Regions from separate parts of the Mus musculus genome. Here all the other regions are linked to region 1. The links are chromatin loops, found by intact Hi-C in ENCODE. Cell type or tissue: heart. All regions are shown on one strand. Region 1 overlaps Gsg1 (germ cell associated 1). Region 2 overlaps Grin2b (glutamate receptor, ionotropic, NMDA2B (epsilon 2)). Region 3 has its middle 38 kb from the start of Emp1. Region 4 overlaps Emp1 (epithelial membrane protein 1). Region 5 has its middle 3.9 kb from the start of Gm36582. Region 6 has its middle 23 kb from the start of Gprc5a.

Region 1 (4,000 bases):
CCCACAGGTGGGAGGAAATGTATTGGCAGATCTGTCTGAAAACTCTACATCTGTGTAGAAGGGCCTCAGGTACGCTTTAGGCCCTCTGGGGTCTTTTTGTGGCTCCCAGTTGCTTTTGTATAAGAACTGGGAAAAGTGGTATGCACTCGATGCTGTTTGGACACGTTCTGTGTTCATGTCTTCGCCCGTAGGCTTCCCAACATGTGTTCATGAGCCTTGTTAGCATTACAAACATCCTTCATTTGAAGACAGTGCTGGAGTCCGCAATCTGTTAAAAAAAAAAAAAATCTGCTTTACTCCGTGCATTGACTGAGTCAAATGAGCCTCACAAAGAAGGCACGTGAGCTCCGTGGAAGGTGTGCCTGTCAGAACGTGGAGGTGCAGAGAGCAGAGCTGTTTGTGCATCCTTCAGCGACAGCCAAAGCACTTAGATTCCACTCCAGCTTTGTGCTCGTTGAGTAACAGAAAGGAATTACCTAATGAGGCCATGGGTCAAGAATTCTGGCCCCTGGGAGGACAGAGAAACTCTTTCGAGGTGGGGCAAACAAGATGTCTTTGGTGAATAGCTTGGGGGACAAAATGACTAGATCCCTTAGCCCCAGGCTCAGGTGTCAGGGAAGAGGTGAACACACTAGTTCTCATTCGACATTCTTAACTACCTCTAGTCTGCAGCGAGTTGCAGCGCGGTCGCCTCGCAGTAAATTGAACTTCTGCCGACAAAGTATGGGCGTCCCAAGACCATCATTTCTCTTTATGCAGAGCCAGTAAAAATGGTTTTCTACAGCACAGAGGAGGTCGACTGAGAACCTTAGCAAGTGAAGGTCAGTCCCCGGCCTCAGCACTGGGATGTCATGAATGGGGAGGAGCTTAAATAGTCCCACCCAAGTGTGACTTCCCACTGACAGTCCAAACACACCAAGTTTAAACACTGTTGAGATGAGGGCTATTTGTCTCCATATGGACTTGCGAGCTTTCTTTCCAGACAAGCTTAATTGAATTTGTTACATTGACCAGTAGTTACTTTTTCTGTTCTGAGAGGACAGGAAAGGGTCTGGGGAAATAGCAAACCCAAATTACAATGAAAGGAAATGAATGGAGTCCTGAGTTCTGATTTTTTTTTTGTGTGCGTCAAGGCAGAGAAACTCAGTTGCTTTTTTTTTTTTTTTTTTTTTTAGAGGAAATTGAAATTTGGGGTCCAAGGACCTCAGAGAGAGGAAACTAAGACTGGTCACATCCAGCAAGTACCCAGCCAAGCACCCTAGGAATGGGTGGATCAGAGCTGCTGTGGGAGCCTAAACTAATATTTTGGAACCCTTTAAGGAAAAGAATACAAAATTATAAGTTTGGATTGGGCAACAGGCCCTTGGAAGCAGCTCAAATAAGTAAGGGGCTGGGGAGGTAGGGTTTCATTAGCTTCATTCTAAACCTCTGGGCCTCTGCATCGAACCCTGCCACGCCCATCCCCTTTTCTCTGAAGAAGGCAAACTTGAGGCAATTAAGGCTTCGGGGGTGCGGTTTATGAGCAGAGGCAATAAAAACCAAAGACACGGTGTTGTGCCAAGCGGTGACTCAAGGCGGGATATGAGACGTGTCTCCAAGTATTTGAAGGGTGGAAGCATCGAGAAGGGAAAAGAATTGGTCACTGTTCTCGGGTGGAGAGAATGGGGATGCAATTAAGGAGAGAAACATGTGCACAAAACTCCATCAGGAAACGCTGGCTAACTATTTTCTGATATCGTGATGTTGCATTTCCTATGGGAGGCACTTGAGGATCTATCTATTGAGTCACTGAGATCTGGAACTGGCCACCAGAAATGAACTATAGGGAATAGTCCTACAAAATGTCCTGCCGGGAGTGGCTGAACACCCCCAACGTTCATTCTCAGTCCTGAATTCCATAAGGCTGACACATGGCAGTCTGTAGATTTGTATCTGGACGAAAGCCAACTGAAGGAAAGAGCAGTTCTGCAGAACGAAGCCTTCTCTACCCGCATTGGACTGGCTTGGAGGAAAGGAAAGGGCAGGAAAGAAAATATGAGGGTATAGCGCCACCCAGCGGCAAGAGGGAACCATGCATCCTGGAAGCAAGCCTATTCCAGAACAAAATGGGACCACAAAATTTTTTGTCCCCTTCTCCCAAAGCAAAGTGAGTTGTGTCACAATGAGTAAAGGGGTGCTTGGGTGACACATAAAAGATACACGGGGGGCCTGAGAGATGGCTGAGCTGGTGAATGGACTTGTCACGAAGCCTGACAACCTGAGTTTGATTTCTGGAACTCACACCGTAGAAAAAGAGAACCAAACTTTCGGGATAGCATTTGAAATGTATATAAAGAAAATATCTAATAAAAAAAATAGTAGAGAACTCCTGAACAGCAGTCTACAACCACTTTCTTTTCCAACCATTTGGCCTCAAGGGAGCCATTGAAGGCACAAGTGACCAGTGACCAGCTGTAATTATTTCTCCTTTCTCTGAATGAAGTTCTGACTTCTTTGTTGGATTGTAAAATCGTTTTCTTCCACAGCTTCATAAGTGATCATGACTTCATTGTCATCCAACCCAGCCATCCCAATAACCCAAGCATGGTGCAACTTTATATATCCTAGAAAATTCCATACTCAGATGGAATTATTCAAACCTCGCAGAGACTACCAACCTTCCTGACTCAGAAATTCTTGGCCTCCAGTTTGGCTATTTGACATACTTGTTTGAATCTACCTTAGACTCTGTGAATAACCCTCTACACCAAACTTCCCAATAGAGTATGTTCTAGAAGGAAACCTGCCTTGAACACCAGTATTTGTCAAAATTTACTATATATGGTAAATCTCAGTGGTTAATACAATTTCTTAAAATGAAAAAAAAAGAAAAAGATAAAGAAAAAGAGAACCAACTCGCAGAGTCCTCTTCCATACATGTGTCACTCCCCTGCTACACACATGTGCACACACACACACACAGTGTGAAAAAGAACAAAAATGGTTTCAAGGAAGCATGGTGTAGCAAAGACAGAGGAGAAAGCCATTTCAAACAATGAATGAATGGCTTTTTACACTAAAATTGAAAGATCAAAAGAATGCTGGGTGACAGTGGTTGCACGCCTTTAATCCCAGCATGAAGAAGGAGGCAGAGGAAGATGGGTCCCTGAATTCGAGGCCAGCCTGATCTACAACTTCCAGGACAGCCAGGGCTATACAGAGAAACCCTGTCTCTTTGAGGGAAGAGAGTGGGGACATGTCAGAACAAACTGAAGACATTCTGGGTAGAAGGAAGAGAGTAGCTGCTGCTATGTGTATATATTACAATTCTAAGGACAGAAAGAATGCTGTGTGCTTCTAGTAACTGCCAAGAGGATAGATGTGACCCACTCCTTAATGGTCGGTTGGATTCATTATTGTTGTTGCTGTTGCTGTTGTAGCTGGTTTGGAGAAAATAAAAAGATGCCCATCCCTTGCTTGAAAGTTGGAAATGAAATGGTGGTCATTATAGGGCCATCAGGCCATGGGCTTTTCCCCAGATCTTCCATCCTGTTCTCTCCCACCCCTTCCTCACCCTCATCATTCCCACCCAACACACTCAACATGAGAGGAGAGATGCAACTGTTCATGAACTGCCTAGGAAATGGAGATTGCACACCGAACAAGCCAGTAGTCTATCTGTGGCTCCCGAAGCTTCAACACTGCGGAGCCTAAAGATGCTTCCTGCGAGACCCTGAGAAGTTACAGTGGATCCATATTTTTTGTGTATTGCTGTGGAAGTCAAGCCCCAGCCAGTCACAGCCCTTACTAGGGAACAAGAGGTAGAGAGGACATCAATCACCCTTTGTTTTTTTACAGGATTTCCCCTCTGCAAATGCAGATCTGTGCTGCTCTGGCCTCTGTCATAATCTCCAAGACCAGCTGGGCTGTGATTACCCTGTCACTCATTAAATGTCCTCGTTCATGGCATGGCAGCATTTAATCAAGAGGCATTTCTCAAACTACCAGAAGAAGGGGAGGG
Region 2 (4,000 bases), 580 kb before region 1:
TTCTTAATATAGTACCTGTCATGTACCAAGGTTTATCATAAATGTGTCCACTATGATTGCATTTGAACACAGTTTAAACAAATGATACAACTGAATCAGATTCTAGAAAAGAAGAAAATGACCCCTTATACACATAGAAACACACACTAAGAACAAATTCAATTTGGTCTTGAACCAAGACCAAAGCTAGGAAGCAGCAAATGAAATTGTTCATGTACTTGATGATGACTGAACAAGCCACCATGAGGACATGTGGCTCTATTCTCCACATTTGAGAGGCAGAAGCCAGAAGATCAGCAGTCCAAGGTCATCCTTGGGTATGTAGCACATTCCATGCCAACATAGGTTACTTGAGACCCTGTCTCAAAACAAACAAACAAACAAACAAACAAACCCCCAAATTGATAATGAGCATCCTTTCTCCTGTCATTCTGAGATGACTTCTGGGAAACAGGATATAGTTGAGGGATTGATCACTTGTCTAGTATTTTTGAGGACCTAGGTTTGATATGACTTTTTGCTCATGGACTTTCACAGTTCAAATACTAATGAGTAGCAAGATCATGGCAGATCAAGTCTCCAGCAGTCCGAGGGCTACACAGAGTCACGGGAGTATTGGAAATACTGTTTAGACTAAGCATTCTGTGGCCTCTCAGTAGCCTTTCAATAGCAGCCGAAGCACATAAGGAGGCACACCTATTTATGAAACCTCAGAGCGTGTCCTTGTGCTCTTTGATATACTTGGATCCTGTTTCATTGTAATAAACCACAACTTTGTGGTTGGTCATAAAGGACTCCCCTTTATGGCTTCTTCCATCTGCGGTGGATAGACCGGCTTATAACCATAAAGGAATTCCTTCCACAGGAGAACATTGTTTAATGATAAAAGACAAAGCCAGATTCAGGGTTGCATATAAAGGAAATGTTGGCGAAGAGGGAGACTGAGTTACAGCAACACCTGATACGTACATAGTGTTTTGTGGCCCACAGACATTAACATTCCCACAGTGTGACTGGGCATGAGCTTTGGCTCCACCCTGGAACCTCTGGGGAGTGCTAACTCTCAGATTCTACCAGGAAGCTCTAGAGATGAAGTCCGGTCATCCGAGGCTTAACCTATAAAACCCAGGGATGGTTTATAACAGACATTTCTTTTCCCGGGGGGAAGTATCTGTTTAATAGATACTTAAGCTGCTGCGCTGCTTCTGTCCCCTACTCTCATTTTATCTCCCAGCCATTAAGCTTTAAAAGAAGACCAAATCTTTATCCTTTCATAAAGGAGAGAAGAAAGCCATCAGCCCAGCAGGAAAGAGTTAAGACCTGTCCCAGTGGCTCTAGGAGACTCTAAGTGGCCCACAGAAGATGAATGCACCAAGCACTCTTCTAGGGATTGGCAGAGACCAGGGGAGGGCAGTTTTGAACAAAACTGACCCCTTCCCTGGCTTCAGGGAGCTCATTTCCTGGTGGGCGGGGCTAGGGAGCTAACACATGAGCAAATGAATGAATATAATACCAAGTGCTCTGGGAACCGTGAGCCAGGATGCGGTGGCTCTGAGCCATATGGTCCCAGCCTCAAAGGGCCTCCTGGAAATGCGATTATTCATAGAGAAAGTTGCTACTTGTATGTGTACCAATTGTGAAACATTATTTGGGGAAAGTTTAAACCATGACTGACTTCAAGTAAACATTTAATTTTTTAAAATTATGCCGATAGACCCTCTGCTGAAATTTTATAAAGCTGTTGTGCCGAGACTTCAGGCACATTCCTACCCATGGAACGGAGCAATGTGGTGTTAATATTTGATCTCCTTTTGTTGTTATGCTGTGGCTAGCCCATAGAGAATGAGATGAATTTTTGTAACCATTTCAATATTTATGCTTGCGTTTCCCAACAAAGCATGAATGTTCATTGTTCACTACGAGCTATGTATGGTAAGTTGCCTCTCTAATCTGCTGTCATAAGCGAACATGACATCTTTTGGCTTTCTTTCCTGACTGTTAATTATGGCAATTATGTCACTTTTTTACTTGTCCTCACTTGACCCTGTAGCATCCCAATGTGACCTTACACAGGGACGTGGTGCAGATGGATATAAAACAGGAAGTTCTCTGTCTGTTTTTAGATCATAGATGTGATCTGTGTGTCCTATAGGAAAGATGGGACATCTAAAGGTTAAATTGGCTCCTAGCACTTAAGGATTCAGATTTCTGTAGAATTCTGGATTTCAGAATCTTCTAAATATCAGAGAGAGCAGCAGCAGCAGCGGACTATCGCCCTTCTGGAGCTAAGGAGAGCAGTCTCCTTTGGCTGCACTACACGTTCTCCATTTCCACCCCTGGAGACACTGGAGAGTCATCTCCAAGAACAGAGAAGATTTCAGAAAGCACCCATTCCTTGTTTAAGAGCTAAAATGTGTGCCTTGGGAAAGGGCACACTGGGATTAAGGGGTACCCAGTTTATCTGGCCTTTTGGTGCCTCCCTGCAGTTCATCTTGAGGTCTCTAGAGGGCGACTGAGACTTCTGTGCTATGTCTTCGAAGTCTGAACCACCTCAGTCTGTAATACACTAAGTCTCCCATTTCACCTTAGAAAACAATAGACACTGGGTGAAGGCCCCTCTATTTCTCAGGCAACAAAATATAGAAACAATATGCCACCATTTAACACCTTAAAGCGTTGCAAGAGGATTTGGAGTGATCCAAAAGTACCAGTGGGCCCAGAGGAGAAGGCTTCAACCAAGAGTAAGGAGGGCTCAAAAAGGTATGTTGGTGGGGAGTAAGAGAAAGAAGTGTAGAATTAAAAACAAACAGACAAACAACAGAAAAATAAATAAAAACAAAAACCCCACTCCCCTTAGAATAGGAAAATGCCGTCACATCTTAAATGTAAAATGAAAAAAAAAAAACTGACAGCGATTAAGGGAGGAAGGGAGAGAGAGAGAGAGAGAGAGAGAGAGAGAGAGAGAGAGAGAGAGAGAGAGAGAGAGAGAGAGAGTGTGTTAGTTCAGCGCTCCAGATAGAAAGGAAGAAGGTAATGGCATTAATTGCTTGTATATTTGTGCAAGTTCTAAATAAGGATGTGAGGGGAGGGCCTAGTCTCTCTCTGTTCCAGGAAAGTGGCATTTTAGATTCTCCCACATCCTACTCCTGAAGTTAGAAGCATTCCATCTCAGAGTGGAACTGGTTCTTCAGAGAACCACAAGGATCATGTAGCCACATTTCAGAGCACAGACAAATCCATCCCGACTGGCTTTTCTGCAGTCTGTGAGAGTCTGGCCTTTACCCCCCTGTGCTGTCAGCATGCAGTCAGCTTTAGTCTAAGTCCGCAGACATAGGTGAAGGACTCAGTCATAGAGACCCCTGCATCAGAGGCTAAGAGAAAAATCAAGGCGAATGTGACAGCTCACTCTCTCTCTCTCAAGGACTGTGTGCACTTAGCAGAAGGGATAAGAAGGTCAAGAGGCAGGGAAGACTATGAGGAGCATGCTGCAATGAGATACTCCCTGGACATGGCCCCTGCTCTTACCAAAGTTCTAGCTCAGCCTGCTTCCAAGTGTGGGCGGAGCTTGGAGATGCAGGAATGGGATAAGCCAGAAGAGATGGGGGCGTAGCTTAGAGATGCAGGCATGGGCTAAGCCAGAAGAGATGGGGGCGGAGCTTGGAGATGCAGGAATGGGATAAGCCAGAAGGGATGGGGGCGGAGCTTAGAGATACAGGCATGGGATAAGCCAGAAGAGATGGGGGCGGAGCTTAGAGATGCAGGCATGGGATAAGCCAGAAGAGATGGGGGCGGAGCTTAGAGATGCAGGCATGGGATAAGCCAGAAGAGATGGTGGCGGAGCTTAGAGATGCAGGCATGGGATAAGCCAGAAGAGATGGGGGCGGAGCTTAGAGTAGCAGGCATGGGATAAGCCAGAAGAGATGGTGTGCTGCTGCTTTTGAGATGAACTTGTACGATGAACTCCTCTCTTGGATTACTCTTTCTCCGTCTCATATTCCTT
Region 3 (4,000 bases), 150 kb before region 1:
ATAATATTGGAAATTGGATATTGTTCCAAATTTCAGAAGATAAAACTGAATCAAAGCATTATTTAGAATGCCTAGGGTCTTGGAAGATGATTCGGTGGTTAAGAGCCCATTCTGCTAAAGGCCAGAGTTTTCCCAACAGCCATATCTGGCTACTCACAACTGCCTATAACTAACTGGAACTCCAAAAAAGTCCAACACTTCTGACCACCATAGCACTCACATTCACATGCACACAACCCCCACAACACACACACACACACACACACACACACACACACACACAGAAATTTTAATGTTTTCACTGCGGTTTTTAATATTTTAATTGTGTATTTTTAGTTATGCTCGAGGTATCTGACCTCTCCTTCCTCCTGCCCCTGGAGCTGAAGTTACATACAGGTGGATGCTCTATGTGGTTTCTGGCAATCCAAACTGGAGTCCTATTAGAGAGAAGAATCCACACTGAACCACTGAGCCATCTCTCCATTGCCTGCACCCTCCAAAAAGAGTTTTTTAGTGTTTTTCTTCTTGCTCTGTGAAGAATGTTGTTGGAAATTTCATGAACATTAAATGGAATTTGTAGATTGCTTTTGATTTTACAGGTCATTACAACATTAAATCAGCCAACCCATGAGCATGGGAGGTCTTTCATCTATGTCTTCATCAGAGATATAAGGAGGTCCTTGGGGGAAGAATTAATGTATGGAGTGGCTGAACTGTCCCTGCTGTGTTCTTTAGAAATTACTGGCTCCTGGGTCTCAAAATTCACTAAGGGTAACGCCACTGTTCATCTCAGCCACCTGTAAGATGCTACTCTTTTGAGAGACAAACCAAAGAGACAGAAAAATCCAAGAAAAATGGCAACAACAGTTGGAGGAACAAATTTGTTAAATGTGTTCACTCATATTGTGATAATAAAGGTTTTGCATCTTGCCTCTGATATTGGCATTTCCAAGGGACACAAGCTAACATCCCAACTTCTTCCCCCTTCGTCCTCTCAATATACAGAAAGAGATTTAGCAACCATTGAACCAATCAAAACCCTAAGAAGGATAATAACCACAAAATTCTGGAGTAGGTAATATCGCTACTTTGGAGTAATTGTGACTCCTAGACTCTTCAGGGTTGTTCCAAGTTCGAAGTTTCTGTCTGAATACCATTGTGTGTGGCCTCTCATTTTTCAGATGCACCCCAAACAAGAATTCCAGTCTAGCCATTTACCCCTCCAGTAAATACTAATAATTTTTTATACACATGTCACTGTTAAAATAAACATAATCCCACCACCTTGTGACAGTTCATGGAAGTCGGGGCTTTGAGCCAGCTTCAAGTGATGTGGGACTAGGCTGCCTGCTGAGAGCAGAGGACCATTTAAGGTAGAGAGGACACTGTGAGTGTGGCAGAGCTCTGATGGAGTACAGGCATGTTCTCCAGGCATGGTCTTATGCATCATCGTATGAAGATGGAAAGCAAGGGGGAAAGGCAGAAGAGATTGAAACTGGAAAGGATGTTGAACCTGGGTTTTGAGGAATCTGGGATGCAGGCTAAGAAAGATGGCTTTATTGATCACATTACTGGGACTTCATAGATGCTTTTGAGCAGGATAGGGACCCAAGGAAAACCTGACCTTTGGTAAAATGACTGTCTTCTTGGAGTGGAGAGGGGTTTAGAGTAGAAATCAATTTGAGACTTTTTTCCAGACAAGAGAAAACTAATTCAGAGACGATGTCAGGGCCCCTCGGGACCACGCTAAAAGACTGTAAAGAAGGATACACATTTCAGAGTTTAACAGATATAATTTTTGTGGTCTTAAACCTTTATCTGATCTTGAAGCTGATGTCTCCTGCTTTGAAATTGCTTGTAGCTGCACAGAACTACACATCTCCTTCTGTAACACTTTCTACAACATGTCATATCTGAAGAAAAACTGCTTTGATGGTTCATGTCTGTTATCTCAGTATTAGAATGACAGAGACAGGAGGATCAATCAAAGGCTAACCTCCACTACATTGGACCCTGTCTCAAAGAAGAAAAACCAATGTGGCCACTAGGGGGCAGAGTTGCACTAACAACGTCCATAGAGACCAGAAAAACAGTGTCCCCAAGACTTAGATGAGCACACACCATCAAGGTGAGGAAACACATCCTAATGTAACCCTATCCAGAAACCACGGCCTGGAGTCTTTCACTCTTGGGAAATACGAAACAAGTTTACACAATAAGAGAACATGGGAAAAGGTTTATTTCTGAGTCTCATTTTCTGGCTAACAAGATGGAGTCTGAGAAATTTATTCAGCAAGATAGTTATCTTATGCCAAACATTGTCCAGTATACAAGGATGTGGTCATGACTTGGAGTAGAGGGGATGTGATAGTGAGTGCTGTCAAGTCGACATAATCTAGAATCACCAGGGAGATGGGCCTGTGGACATACCTTGGGGAATTGTCTTGCTTTCATTAATTGAAGTGGGAAGAACTGCCCACTCTGGATGACACCATTCCCTATTTAGATCCTGCACCGTATAAATGGAGAAGAGAAGCTGAGCAGCCAGAAGAAGCATTTGTTGTTGTGTGCTTCCTCTTAACTATGGATGTGAGGGCCAGCTCCTTCAAGCGTCTGCTGCCCTATTTCTTCTCTGGTGTGATAGACTACACCTGAACTCTGCAAACTGATGTGAGCCTTTTCTCCCTCAAGAGAGTTTATCATGCCAACAGGAAGGAAAACTAATATGAGGAGCAGAGAATGGAAGGCCAAGGAGAGAAAGACAAATGAAGACCATTTGGATGCCAGCTGCTGTCCCGAAGGTGTTAACGTGGCAGTGCTGTTGTAGAATCTTCTTGTTACCGTGCGGAGAATGGAAGGAAGCCTTCCAGGAACTGACACCAAGTTGGAATTCAAAAGCTGAGAATGAACCAATCAAGTGAAGATGTTGGGGAAAGAGGGTTTGAGGCTGTGAGAACAGCTCATGCAGACACCTAGGCAGACTGAGCTCTTGACCTTCTCCTATAACAGAAAGGTCTGAGGGGTGTGAACTGGGGGCGATGACAGTGACATAGGAATGGCTGGTGTGAGGTGACTTGAAGAGTCTATGGGGGCCATTCCTACTCAAACCCACACCACCACGTGAGGGTATGTCAGTGTCCTCATCAGGCAGTCAATACGTCATGATATCAACAACTCAACATATCTTTCATACCCTCTGAGGAATCTGGTCTGAATTTGTTTTGACACTATCTTTGTTCACACCAATTTTTACCTGAATATTCCCAGAAGATGAGGTTGTCTTGGCTAGCTGGGGGTGGGGGGTTGTCAGAGTGCTTCCCCCCCCCACACACACACACACACATTGTGAGCCTGCGGAGAGGCTCTCATTTTCTTTCCAGGTCACATTTGCCTTGTGCCACATCCAACTCTCAAGTAAATGAAAGGCACACCCATGTGGTATTAATAGTGCTATTTTGGGTGATGATATAATGGATTCCAGAATCACCAAGAGGACTTTTGGCATCTCTCTGGGGGTGCTGGCGGGACTGCTCTGCATGTCTGGGTAGGCCTACCTCTCACTACGGGGATCTTCCTGCCAAGAGGACCTCGTGCTGTTTTTGACCTTGGGCGGGTAAATGTCTTAGTATTTCCTAAGGATGAGTGAGATCACCCTGGTGTGAGTGGGAAAAGACCTTCCTCAGGCCCTGACCTTCCCCGAAATGGGCCTGATTCCAGCTTGTTGGCTTTCTGAGAAAGAAGGAAATGGAAAGGAAAGGAGGAGGGAGGGAAAGGAGGGGGTTCAGCAGGACATGAATGTGGAGAGTTGTCCAGACTGCTGGCTCCCAGATCTGTTGATTTACACATTGATTTATTTGTAAATACATCCATGGGGCATGAACTAGGTACCACTCTGATTCTAAGAATTTTGGAAATATTAATACATTTGAACCTTAAAACATCTTTACTAAATAAGTGAAGGAGGAAGAGGGGAAAGGAAGAAAGGTGGGTGAGGAGGGAG
Region 4 (4,000 bases), 130 kb before region 1:
GATGTCAACACGTGTCAGGACCAAATCTTAACCAAGACGTCCTATGCAGCTATAAATACTGCTAAGCCTCATGTCTCTGTAGAAATTAGATCCCAGGTACACAAAGGTCCCAAGAGAGAGAATTGTGACCCCAAAAAGATATATTTTGGATTTCACTATTGGTGGTGCACACACACACACAAACTAACTAAAGAAATTCCACCATAGTGGTTTAAAATTCTGAAGTTCTAAGGAACAAAAACTCTGGGTGAGGAAATATATATTGAGTATGCACAATCTCCTTTAAAAAGACTCACATTTAAATCCCTAGCTAATGAGGAAAACAAGTTAACTCTTGCCTGGGAGCACCTCGCTGTGACTGCAGCACCCTGTAAATAACTCAGGAGGCTCCGGAATTAAAGCTTCCACTCAGATAGCAACTTTGAGACCAATGTAGACTACATGAGACTCCGTCTCAAAACGCAAAAACAGAAACAAAAATGTCTGGGGATCTTAAAACGGCTTAGCAATTAAGAACATTTATAGTTCTTACAAGAGGACTAGAGTGCGGGTCTCAGCGCCTCCACTAGGAGACTCACAACCATGTGTAACTCCAGCCTCAGGGAATCCAACATCTTCTTCACTGGCACTTGTATGTGCATATCCACACACATAGACATACTTTTAAAAATAAATCTTTAAAGAACAACAACAACAAAAAAAAAGATAAGGGAAAACGTCCAGCTGGAAACAACAAAGAAACAGAGGACTACTGCGGAGACAAGAATGAACCTGGGGCCCACAGGCAACCTTCCTCTATACAGAAGGGTCAGATGCAGACCATTAGAACATGCAAAGTCATTCCATGTCAAAATGCAGCATCAAGGGCTCCAAGGCAGAGGCAGCTAAAAGCACAAGGTGTGGCCAAAATGCACATCCCCAGGTTCTCCATCCCTTCTTGCCTGGACCAAGAAAAACAATTCCCTTCTGGAACAGAAGATAATTCTGTCTACACATGCGCAAACCGTGCTGAAACAGGAATCCCTAGCATACCTAATCACCTGATCTCTCAGCCCCCACATCAGAGCTGGTACTGGGTGAATAGGAAGCACATGGTAGCTCTTAATACAGTTTGACGTTTACCACCACACTGTTATCCTGTGAGGATTAGGAGTCTGCTTATAGAATGGCCAAATTACAAGCCTACAGGAGACAGGTTGGGCAGGGGTTATGTCCTATTTCATAACACTTAAACTGGCCTAGCTTGTATTTACACTCTGATGTTTGCAAAACCCCTTCTGTCTGGACTTTAAGACCTATTCACCCTTGTCAATCAACAGAGGAACCCGCCTTTAATACCAGCACTTGGGAAGCTGAGGCAGGCAGATCTCTTAAGATCCAAGCCAGTCTGGTCTACATAGTGAGTTCCAGGACAGCCAGGGCTACACAAATGAACTCTATCTGGAAAACAAAACAAAGCAAACCTTATTCACCCTTTAACCACAGCAAGGACTGTAGTCCACCCTGGAGCACTGTTTGTGTGTCTAATGATTGGCTGTCTTAACTTTAATGTTGTTGGTTGTTGTTGTTGTTTTGGTTGGTTTGGGGTTTTTGGATTTTTGGGTTTTTTTTTTCTTTCGAGCAGGGTTTCTCTCTGTAGTTTTCTGGCTATACTGAAACTTGCTACATAGACCCGGCTGACCTTTACTCACTGCCTCCCAAGTGGTACTAAAGGCGGAAGCCAACACACCCGGCAAAATGTGTAGCTCTGGCTGGCCTCAAACTCATGGTCCTCTCTCTTGCCTCTGCCTTCTTCATGCAAATCCTACCATCACAATGGGCTAGCTGGCTGCCTTGACTTCTAAGTTCAAGAAACTGGCTCATTTTGTCTAAGACAATACAAAGTGGGTGCTAAAAATGACCACTAGGGGTCAGAGTAGCCCCGGGTTCCGAGAGCAAAGACAGACTAGCGATCTCCGTAGAAGATCGTTTTATTTGATTCACGGGACACCAAGTTAATCCTACCAAATTCCATTTCACACACCTATTTCCACACAAAACTTGAATTTGTCAACCTCATAACCAAAGCAGTGTCCTTATTCTCTGATGTCTATCTATCTATCAGGAATCTGCGATCTAGCGCATGAGCAGATATTGTTAACCTGAGCACAGGGAGAGTCTGTCCCACGAGGGCGTCTTTGCCCTTCTGCCTGAACTGCACTTCTATTTTCTTCTACTTCCTCCTCTAGAGGAGACACGCCCATCCTCCAAACGCACCTCAGTGTCCACCTCCCGTGGAGAGGATTCTTCTCAAAGCTGAACCTCCCAACACCCCTAGAGGAATCACTTGTGGACTCTCGCCTTTTACACTTTGGTTATTTCTTCCCGATCTATGAGTATGTGTTTGTTTGTTTGTTTGTTTGTTTGTTTGTTTGTTTTCCCCTCACAGCTATTCAAGAAGTTCTCTGCTCTGTGATTTAACACTCCCAGCTCCCGTTTTTGTTTGTTTGTTTTTTAACCTTTTACCAAACTATTCCTAAGATCCTTCCTGGGATGAGGAAACAGGGGGCTGGGACTCACGTTGGCAATGGTGGAGACAAACAGCATAATGGCAGTGGCAATGTGGACCACAAAGAGACCAGCCAGTAGCACCAACATCTTGGCTTTTTGGTGACTTCTGAGTAGAGAATTCTGAAAACAAAAGACGGGGGAGACAGAAAGGTTATTGTCACAGTCAGTAAGACGCATCCCACCTTCTCATTTCAGGATCTCTGTTGACACAAGAAAGTGTGACAATTTTTAAAATTTAAAATTACATCAAAATGTTCTAAAACCTGATTGATACACATACCCAAATGCTTACTCATCTGTGTATAGACAAGTACTTCTGTTTTGCTCCCACATGTTTATAGATTCATCTCTTTAATATAATGAATATTCTACAGATATAATGAGTATAATTACAGAATATAATATTCATTATATTAAGAAGCGCATGGTATGCTTTATAGCAGCTGCTAATGTTTTGTTTGTGATTGACAGGCCAAAAATGTCAGGCTTTGAGTTTTTGGAAGATTTTTGTCACCTCCAGAACTCTGCAGCAGCATGCATGCCCGGTTTCCATTTGCATGAGGAAAGCATCAGTGCTCCAGCAAAATGCTCACCCAGCAAACTGAATAGAAACAATGAGTTCTGCAGCACACGCCACTATTACTCAACGGCCATAGAGCAAATTGGCTACTAATTTGATCCCGGATGAGACGTAAAATAAGAGAGACACAACTTCTGTTATTACAGTGCTCTTTGGCACCCAATAGTGTGACAACCTAATTACTGGGTAATGGCCCGGCCACTTACTGATTTAGCATTCCAGACTAATATTTGCAACACCTGAGCCTTTGGCCCTGCGTGCCTCTTGGTGGGGATGCTGTTATGGGTCTAGGGCGATGTTAGATTTCCTGCGGTTCAACATGACAGCTCTGGGGCTCCAGAAGTGTAAAGCTTGAGATAACACCAGATGTGCTTTTTGCTGGTGTGTGGTGTTTATGCAACTTCAGTCATTCAAGACCCATCCCCAAAGACAAACAGATGTATGAATCACCCTTCGGAAGAGTTGAACTAATATAAATTAACAATGTGCATGGATAAACAAAAGTTCTCAGCCACAATCTCAACAGAGACCACTGATCATAAAATCTAGAAGCTAAAGGAAGCGTAAGAGGGCACACATGGGGCAGCCGTGCATACCCTCTGTGTCACACCTATGACAGATGCAGAGTCAGCTCAGAGAGACATCAAAGGGAAAGGACTTGGAGGTGGGGGAGGTATTCACCCTCTAGGCAGGGAGTGTGTGAGGATGCACCAACCATAGAGGAGATGCTGTGTGCATCCTGCAATTGCTTGTTCCCCACCCCCCTCCACCTGATTTAATTGATGCTTTGTCTGTGCCTAAGCCACTTTCAAGCTACACTAGGTATTTATTAGAACACCGATACTATCATTATTCTGACATTCTGCGTGT
Region 5 (4,000 bases), 73 kb before region 1:
TTCCCTGCTGAGGAAGTCAGTCACCAACCTACTTCATTCAAGTAGATTCCCGCCCCAGCCCCCACTTCCGACCCCTGATTTTGGTGTGGCTCTGAATGATCTGAGGGCAGCAATTCTGTGCCTGTGTGATAACTTTATTACATTCGCATGCAAAGGGTCAGGGCAGCCTGTAGAACAACAAGCCATTGCCCAACCCTGGACCCTCCCAGAGAACCTCTGCCCAGTCAGATCTCACCTTTCCTCCCAGGTTCCCATACTAGGTGACAAGCAAGAACCAGAAGGCACCTGAGTCATGAGTCATGTGACTGAAAGTGCACACGGGGCCTCTCTCCACACTTGGCAGGGTCCCGTGAAACTGTCCTGTGAACAGAGAAGTGCTCAGAAGGCACAGGTGCGTGTCACAGAGCTCCTCAGGGCCGCTGTCCAGCCGTCCAAGATTAGAGAAAACGCATGCATGCAAATCATTTCTGAGCATTTCAGACGGCCACAGAAGTGACCGTGGTTTCTAGCTGGCATCTGCCAGAAGCTGTGGTTCCACAGGACTTCCCATTCTCATGGTCCAATGGAGGATGGTATTCATAGCTGCTCTTTGCTAATTCCCTGGCTGTATTCAGGTTCTAGTTAGTCAGTTATCAGGCTAGTTAGTCCACTGGTTGGTTATTTAGTTAATCAGCTAGTTAGATGAGAGTTGGCTAGTTAAATACCACAGAACATAATCTACCCTCAAGAAAATGACTATCTTTCACAGACCTCCCATTCCTTGAAGGAGAGGTTTCCAGGCAGAAACGTCTCTTCCCAATTCAGCAGTTTCTGGTTTTTAAGAATAATGTACTCTTGGAGGGAGGAAAGGGAAGGAAAGATATGTTATAATCTCAAAAAGTAGGGGGGGAGTGCTTAAAAAAACGGGATGGAGTCACAGATGAGTCAAAGCAGTCAGAACTTCAGAGCATCGGGTGCAAGCTCAGAGCATCTGGTACAAGCCATCAAATCTTTTTTGAAGAAAGGAAAGCTAAGCCCAGGAGATGAGGTGGCCTGACCATCGTGAGAGCACTTTACCTTGGGGTGGACCCACCAGCATCCCCAGTGAATCAGGAGGAAGCAAGCTGTTTCCCCTCTTGATGTAAGACATAGGTTTGCTCAACTTGGGCAAATATAATTTTAGACATTTCTCCTTCCTGTCTCTGCCCTAACTCCTAACACACACACACACACACACACACACACACACACACACACACACACACACACACACCACTGACATGCATACAATGCCTGTTCTGTTTTTTATCTCCATGGGATTTGTGGTTTACAGACATCATCTATTCTCCCAGCGGAAGTGTGATTGATAATGAAAACCCAATTAATACATACTAATTTTTTAAAATTTTTTTAAATTTATGTTTGAAAACCACAAGTTTAAAAAAAAATAGATTTGGCTTCCTGACTCATTGAGGGCACAGGAAGTGGCTCCAGCTGGCAAGCTCTAGCCGATGGCAAACAATGGCTCCCTGCCATCTGGTTCTGCCATGCAACCATTTTTCCATTCTCATCCAGCCGCACAGTTCAGTGCTTTATTGCCAGAGTGCATCTATCGGGTCGAGCCACCGCACCATCACCAGAGCAGAACAGCCTGCTGCAGACAGTGTGACATGCATGCAAGAATCTGGCTTTCAAACCAAAGACCTAAGGGTGACTTGGTTGCAGATGGTCTCACCCAAGGCATTAATTGACTGGCAGCTTCAAAGGGAAGTCAGCATTTCCACAGTGCCCTGAGAATGAATGAGATCATATTCGGGGGAAGCCCTTATGACATTGCTGTGGGAGTAAGCGTGAGGGATGCTCGGGCGGCGGACCGGACCGGGCAGCAGAGTTCTCAGCCCAAGAGGAAGTCTGCCAGCAGCCAGGCGGGGCCGGAGGCGGGGCTGGAAGTTGGAACTGTAGTCTGCCCCACCTGTGTACACAGGAAAGCGCCTCTTCCCACAGCCCTAAGAGGGGGCACCACTGGGGCAGGCAATAGCTAGGGCCAGCTGTGTGCACAATCCTGGAATGTTCCCTGTCCATTCCTGGTTCTCAGGCTTCTGTGGTAGTTTAAAGAGGCTATGTTGCTCCTGTTCTGGCCCACTCTTTCCTGTTCCCAGCTTGCGCTTGTGCAAAGGGAGGGCATACTGAAGAGCCTGTGCCTGTTCCTGCCCTTTCTCCCAGCTCCTCTCCCACTCCACTTCAGGGTATCGGCAGAATTTTCAAGAAATGACCAGCTGCTCGCCAGCACTGAAACCTCACATTCTCCGCCTCCAAAGCCTTCATCTTCTCTAACAGGACAGTGAGCATCTTCCTTCCTGGACTCCTGACACCTTTCTCCTCCCTCCTAAGCCCGCCTCCCTCACCAGGCCCCACCCCGTCTCCTGACCTCCACCCATAGCTCATTTCATTTCTCCTCCTACTAGACTTCTGCTACCCTCTAACAATCTTGAAAATCTTCCTGGACGGCCTTTCTGTTACTCACTCTGCTCACAATAACAGTGCTATTGTCCTGCCACGCCACGCCCTTGGGCCAGCAGTCACAGGTCATGCTCTGTGGAGGCTTCACTGCAAACAAAGGTCACCACAGAATTGTAAAAAGGTGGTGCCTGCCTTGTGCTCTGCATTCTTCCTCTGCGGTATTGGTGTTCCATGCCATGGAAGCCAGCTCTTCCGGAGCTTCTGTGACAGTATGGCCTCCCTGTCTCCATCTTTCCCTCTGTCCCCACACAGTCTAGTCTCAGTCAGCTCTTCTTCCGTAAATGTCTCTGGACACATAGAACCATCACCATTCCATTCTATTCCCACTAACATTATCCCTGGTTCAGGCTGATCTTTCTGCCATCCTCCATCAAATAAATATGTTTAAAGTGCATATATGCTAGACTATGGGCCACAAACTGGGAGAGCAAAACAGATGGAGCCTCACCTTGCTTCACCAACGCAACTTACAGCTGTTAGAGGAGACCGACCTTGCCCAAGGAAACACTAATGGATATATAATTACAAGTAGAAGTGAGCAATGTGGAAGACAAAACACAGTTAAGAGAAAGGAAGCATGGGCCAGGAATGGTGGCTCATGCCTGCAGTCCCAGCATGGGCTGCACAGTGAGTTCTACTGTAGCTTGGATTATAGAGTAAGACCCCGAGTCAAAAACAAAACAAAACAAAACCCCTGACAAGTGGGGAATTGGCTGAATGAATGGAAGTGGTCACCGAGGGGAGGAAGAAGTCGCTCACTGTCACAATCTCTGACACACAGCCTATTTAGTCAAAAGGAATGTAGATGATAGGCACTCAAAACACCAGACTCACTGATAAGGCTGGAGCTGGGAGGGCATAGGAGGAGGCTGGGGAGAGCAGGGTCAGCTTGCCTGAGACTCAAAACACCTGAAGTGCTCAATAAGGCTGGAGCTGGTGAGCAGGACATAGGGGCATAAGGGGGCAGGACATAGGAAGGGGCTGGAGAGAGCAGGGTTAGCTTGGCTGAGCAGGTCTGTGACTTGCCAGGGTTGCACCCTAGGACTCCTGAGGAGCTCTGACGCTAAGAGTGGCCTCTGCTTGAGCTTCCGACTTTCCTAACTCTCCACCTCTGCCTCCCTCATCACAAGTCTCCCTCTAGACTCTTCAGCCAATGCGGTCTTCAACCACCTGTGCATCACAAACAGTGAATCTACACTATGGTCCTTCGGCTCTTCGCCTTCTCTCCTCTCCCCATCTTCCCTGATGTAATCTGCAGGCTCTCTCAATGAAGGGGCTTCAGAGCTGAAAAGCTGGCCTTTGAATCCACGGTTTGAGCAAATTATTTCACCCCAGAAACCTTAGATATCTAGTGAATAAAATCATTGCTCTTGTGAAACTTTTGGAAGATACATTTTTTTAAGTAACTCAAAGACTGTACTACATCATGACCGTAGAATGCTTGCTATCCATCTGCCTCCTTCACCTGCTCTTACCATCCTAAGGAAATAGTAGGGGTTTT
Region 6 (4,000 bases), 160 kb after region 1:
AGGTCAGGTGAATGTCCCTTAAAGGAGACATAACTTCCCACAGAGAGAGAATCAGCACTGGGCGCTGGCTTACACTGCACAGAGGCTTCAGGCCTGCGGGAACTTTGTGTCGTCGTCCCCCCACCCCCACCCCACCCCCATCTCACGGGCTGCAGCTTGAGGGAAAGCTTTTCTTCTTGTCTGGAGCGCCCTCACCTGACAGCTGACTCAAGGCTGGGAGATGGAGGACAAATCAGAAAGGCAGTTCCCACCAGTGCCTCCCTGCGGCTTCCATGCCAGACAGGGCGAGAAGACCAGGAGAGAGGCCAGGAGAGGGCTCCTGATTTGAAGAAGGAGAATCAGAGGAATCCTGAAAATATGGGTGATCATACTCAGGCTTTGTTTCTTTGACCAAATGCTCCCTTTAAAAACAGTTGTAGAATTGATCAGGGATTGACAGCAGAGAGAGCCAAGAACCAGCGATACAATCCTTACTGTATCTGCTCCATCGTGCTTCCCTGAGTTTCCTGTTAAATGAAGGCTGCAGAGACACCAACCAGACAGTCTCTGCGACCTCCTTAAACCACAGAGTTTTAGGTCCAGAGATGTTCCTCTCCAAGGAATGGGCAACTCTGTAGGTATTTGGGGAGTTGCAGGGTCAGGCACCAGTGACTTGCTACCCAAACCCAGCCATCTATGGAACATCAGCAGAATCCAGGGAGGCCAAAGCATTATCTGCCCTGAAGACAAAGGGTTCTAGAGCCAGACATGCAGATGCAGGCCTGTAAGGGATACCTGGGAGGCCGGAACAGGAGTCCTGAGAGTGAAAGGCCAGCCTGGGATATGTAGTACCAGGCTAGCCTGGGATACAGCATCAAACCCTGCCTCACACCTGGCTCAGTAAGTAAGTATGCTTGCTATGCAAGCATGAGAACTTATGTTCAAATACCCAAGACCCAAGTAAAACATTGTGGTTACACATGTACCTGTAGCCTCTGCCTTGTCAGGGAAGATCGCCAGGGCTTGCTAGCCTAGCTCTAGCTACAGTGAGAGACCCTGTCTCCAAGAAATAAGGCAGAGGGTGATAGAACAGAAACACTCAGTGTCTCCTTCTGACCTCCATACATGCATATAGGTAGAGGTTCACACACACACACACACACACACATTCCAAAAGCAAGCCAGACATGGTGCTATATACACCTGTGGTCCTACTTCTTGGGAGGCGGAGGTAGAAGGACCTTGCCTACAAAGTGACTTTGAGGCTAACACAAGCTATATAAGATCCTGTCAGAGAGAGGGGGGGGGGGCTCAAGAGCTAAGAACACTGGCTATTCTCACAGAAGACCTGAGTTCCGTTCCCAGCATTCACAAGGCAGCTTACAACTGGTTGTAATTCACCCCTAAAGGACCGGTCCCTTTCTTTCCCTGAGGGCATACATGTGATACACGTACACAGATAAAAGCACGCATATAATAAAACCTTTCATGTAAAAGAAGGAAAAGAAAAGGAAACAGGCAATAGCTCAGCAGGGAGAGATGCAAGTCTGGGCCTGACTTCAGTCTCTAGAACCTGTGTGGTGGGAAGAGAGAAGTGACCTCTACACACATGCACAGGAACCCACACATAATTAATTAATTAGTTAATTAATTGATTGATTAATTAATTGATTGATTAATTAATTAGTTAAAATGTTTAACACACAAAGACAGCAACCTACAAGCTAAAGTCCAGATTCCCCGGTGCTCAGAGGTAAACAGTTAGGATTTTCTGAAGCAACGCTCCATTTGAGGCTGAGGCTGGGATATCAGTGACCATGCAAAACCCTGGCAGCAACAAAAGAAAGTAGTCAGGAAATCAAAAAAGCCCAACAGGGCATTCAGTGCTCAGCAACAGTAAGCCCAGAACGGAAGGAAACACGGAGCGAGTGGGAGGGCGGAGGGGGCTCCTGGATCTCCAGGGCCAGCTTGTACTTCTGGTTTTGACCGAGAGCCAATGTTCTCACCACATAAATACCAGATGACATTCATAAGATCAGTCCGTGAGACGTTACATGTAATGATGCCAGGTTGCGTGCAAACGGGCTGGGAAACCTTGGAGAAGTTCACACACAAAAAAAATAAGGGCAAAGGAGACGGGAAGTGGCTTTAAAGGTTAGGGGAAGGGGCAGCTCTGAGGCACGCCTCCCTCGGTCCTGCTCACAATCTTGTGCCCTCAACCAGAATGGGGCCTTAAGCCAGGAGATGCTGTATTTAGGCTCCCCAGGGTTGAACGCTGAGGTCTTCCTGCCATCTAGTGGAGAAGCCGGGTATGGCAACTTTGGTTCGGAAAGGTGGGACCCTAAGTCTATTTCACACGTGATTAAAAAAAAGAGAGAAGGCTGCTGGGCTTGCGCATTGATTCATCATTAACCGTTTAGTTCAAAGAGTGGCACTTTGCCTCCAGACATCAATCAACTGACACTGGCCAAGGGCCAGCCTGGACTGAGTCTTCGCATTCTACTTTCCTATGGGCGGAGATGAGATTGAAGTCCTCTTCCGTATAGTAATTCTCAAACGTGGAACTTCTAGCCCTTGACGCAAAGAGCTTATAAATGAACAGAAGTGACAACGGGCCATGGGAAAGACCAGCACTTTGCAGAGGCAGTCTTCTGTTACCAGAAAGGGCACGCACTCAGAATGTTGTGACCATCTTTCCACTTGGGGGACCATTTAATCTCTTGGCCAAAGCTCTCCAGAGACAGAGATGGTGCCATTCCCAGGTCCTCCTCGGTGTCTCAACAGCCATAGGTATAGAAACCCTGGCAACGGGCTGGTGAGATGGCTCAGTGGGTTAGAGCACCCGACTGCTCTTCCGAAGGTCCAGAGTTCAAATCCCAGCAACCACATGGTGGCTCACAACCATCCGTAACGAGATCTGACTCCCTCTTCTGGTGTGTCTGAAGACAGCTACAGTGTACTTACATATAATAAATAAATAAATCTTAAAAAAAAAAGAAAAAAAAAAAAAGAAAGAAACCCTGGCAAGGCTCCTCCCTTAACGACAAGATGGGCCCAGAACATTCTATGCCCTTCAGGGGAGGTGGGAGCAGAATGGCCATACCAGCCTCAGCTTCATAGGGTTGGAGGCCACCCTAGGCTCCATGAGACTTTGTCTCAAGAGACATACCTTTAGTCCCAGAGTTCAGGAGACAGAGGCAAGCATATCCCCTTGAGTTTGAGGCCCCCATACAGAGCTAAACACTATCCCCAAAAAGGAGGAGCAGGTAGCAGGTCTTCAGTCTCCTTATCCAGAGGTAATCTGATACCTTCCAGTGAAGAACGAAGAACGGAAGACCTAAGAGCCCGGAAGTTGCTAGTCACGATGACCTTAATTCCCAGTTAGCAGACTGAGGCAGGATGGCCACAAGCCAACGTGGGCTACATGGTGAATTCCAAGTCATCTTGGGCCAGAGAGAGAGAGGAATACACAAGCCTTGCAGGGTCTGTCTCTCTGTCTCTGTCTGTCTCTCTCTGTCTCTGTCTCTGTCTCTGTCTCTCTCTCTCTCTCACACACACACACACACACATACACACACACATCTATCTGCAGTCCTGCTAGGCACACCAACTCCATACAAACTCAGACACAATCCAAAACGCTTCAGGAGGCTACGTGCTTGGCCTGCCCTGGTGGATGGTGCACATAGAGTCATAAGGTCAGAAGCTTCTCCCATGGCTAGCCTGTAGATCTCATCTGTATCCTTTGCAGCAGCCTTTATAACAAATGCAGAGACATTTCCCCGACTCCTGGGAGTCAGTCCTGACAGGAAAGGGTGAGAACACCCAGTTTATAGCAGAGAAATTAGAAACACAGATCTAGCACCCAGGGACCAGACTGATAAACAAGTGATGGTGATCCGTTTGGAATTCTGGGCTCTCTCAATCCATGGGATGTGATATTGTCTCCAGGTAGATGGTGTAAGATTTGAGTTAAATCACAGGTCACTTCCCGGGCTTCCACTGTGATACTGCTGGCTTG

The links. Peaks named below come from ENCODE experiments on the same cell type or tissue, not always from the same donor. Only the 100,000 strongest peaks of a DNase experiment are listed, where the experiment ranks them.
Region 2: a loop joins it to region 1, with 5 times the contacts of the local background. A loop is called at or near these places in 4 of 42 quality-filtered maps.
Region 3: a loop joins it to region 1, with 6 times the contacts of the local background. A loop is called at or near these places in 11 of 42 quality-filtered maps.
Region 4: it touches region 1 in a loop (7-fold over the local background); 41 of 42 quality-filtered maps call a loop at or near these places.
Region 5: a loop joins it to region 1, with 3.0 times the contacts of the local background. A loop is called at or near these places in 4 of 42 quality-filtered maps.
Region 6: it touches region 1 in a loop (4-fold over the local background); 15 of 42 quality-filtered maps call a loop at or near these places.

Annotation. Positions count from the first base shown.
Region 1 is chr6:135,247,960-135,251,959 of GRCm38, reverse strand. All of the region lies in intron 2 of Gsg1 (germ cell associated 1), which reads left to right. Among named protein-coding and RNA genes, the nearest start is that of Gsg1, 4.4 kb to the left of the region's middle. In heart, a CTCF peak has its summit at 2,061 (motif pointing left); DNase peaks (open chromatin) are centred at 532, 1,589 and 1,929; H3K27ac peaks cover 1,228 bases; H3K27me3 peaks cover 438 bases.
Region 2 is chr6:135,826,654-135,830,653 of GRCm38, reverse strand. The region is part of intron 6 of Grin2b (glutamate receptor, ionotropic, NMDA2B (epsilon 2)); the gene reads left to right. Among named protein-coding and RNA genes, the nearest start is that of Gm14330, 24 kb to the left of the region's middle. In heart, a CTCF peak has its summit at 2,495; no DNase peak of the experiment used is centred here.
Region 3 is chr6:135,398,578-135,402,577 of GRCm38, reverse strand. No RefSeq gene overlaps it. Among named protein-coding and RNA genes, the nearest start is that of Emp1, 38 kb to the right of the region's middle. In heart, a CTCF peak has its summit at 2,043 (motif pointing right); DNase peaks (open chromatin) are centred at 2,064 and 3,587.
Region 4 is chr6:135,375,848-135,379,847 of GRCm38, reverse strand. It overlaps Emp1 (epithelial membrane protein 1), which reads right to left. Exons shown (of 5, transcript NM_010128.4): 2 at 2,560-2,670. The coding sequence starts at 2,637. Among named protein-coding and RNA genes, the nearest start is that of Emp1, 15 kb to the right of the region's middle. In heart, no CTCF peak of the experiment used is centred here; no DNase peak of the experiment used is centred here; H3K4me3 peaks cover 446 bases; H3K27me3 peaks cover 68 bases.
Region 5 is chr6:135,321,413-135,325,412 of GRCm38, reverse strand. No RefSeq gene overlaps it. Among named protein-coding and RNA genes, the nearest start is that of Gm36582, 3.9 kb to the right of the region's middle. In heart, no CTCF peak of the experiment used is centred here; DNase peaks (open chromatin) are centred at 1,872 and 2,462; H3K27ac peaks cover 497 bases.
Region 6 is chr6:135,086,193-135,090,192 of GRCm38, reverse strand. No RefSeq gene overlaps it. Among named protein-coding and RNA genes, the nearest start is that of Gprc5a, 23 kb to the right of the region's middle. In heart, a CTCF peak has its summit at 2,295 (motif pointing left); a DNase peak (open chromatin) is centred at 2,282.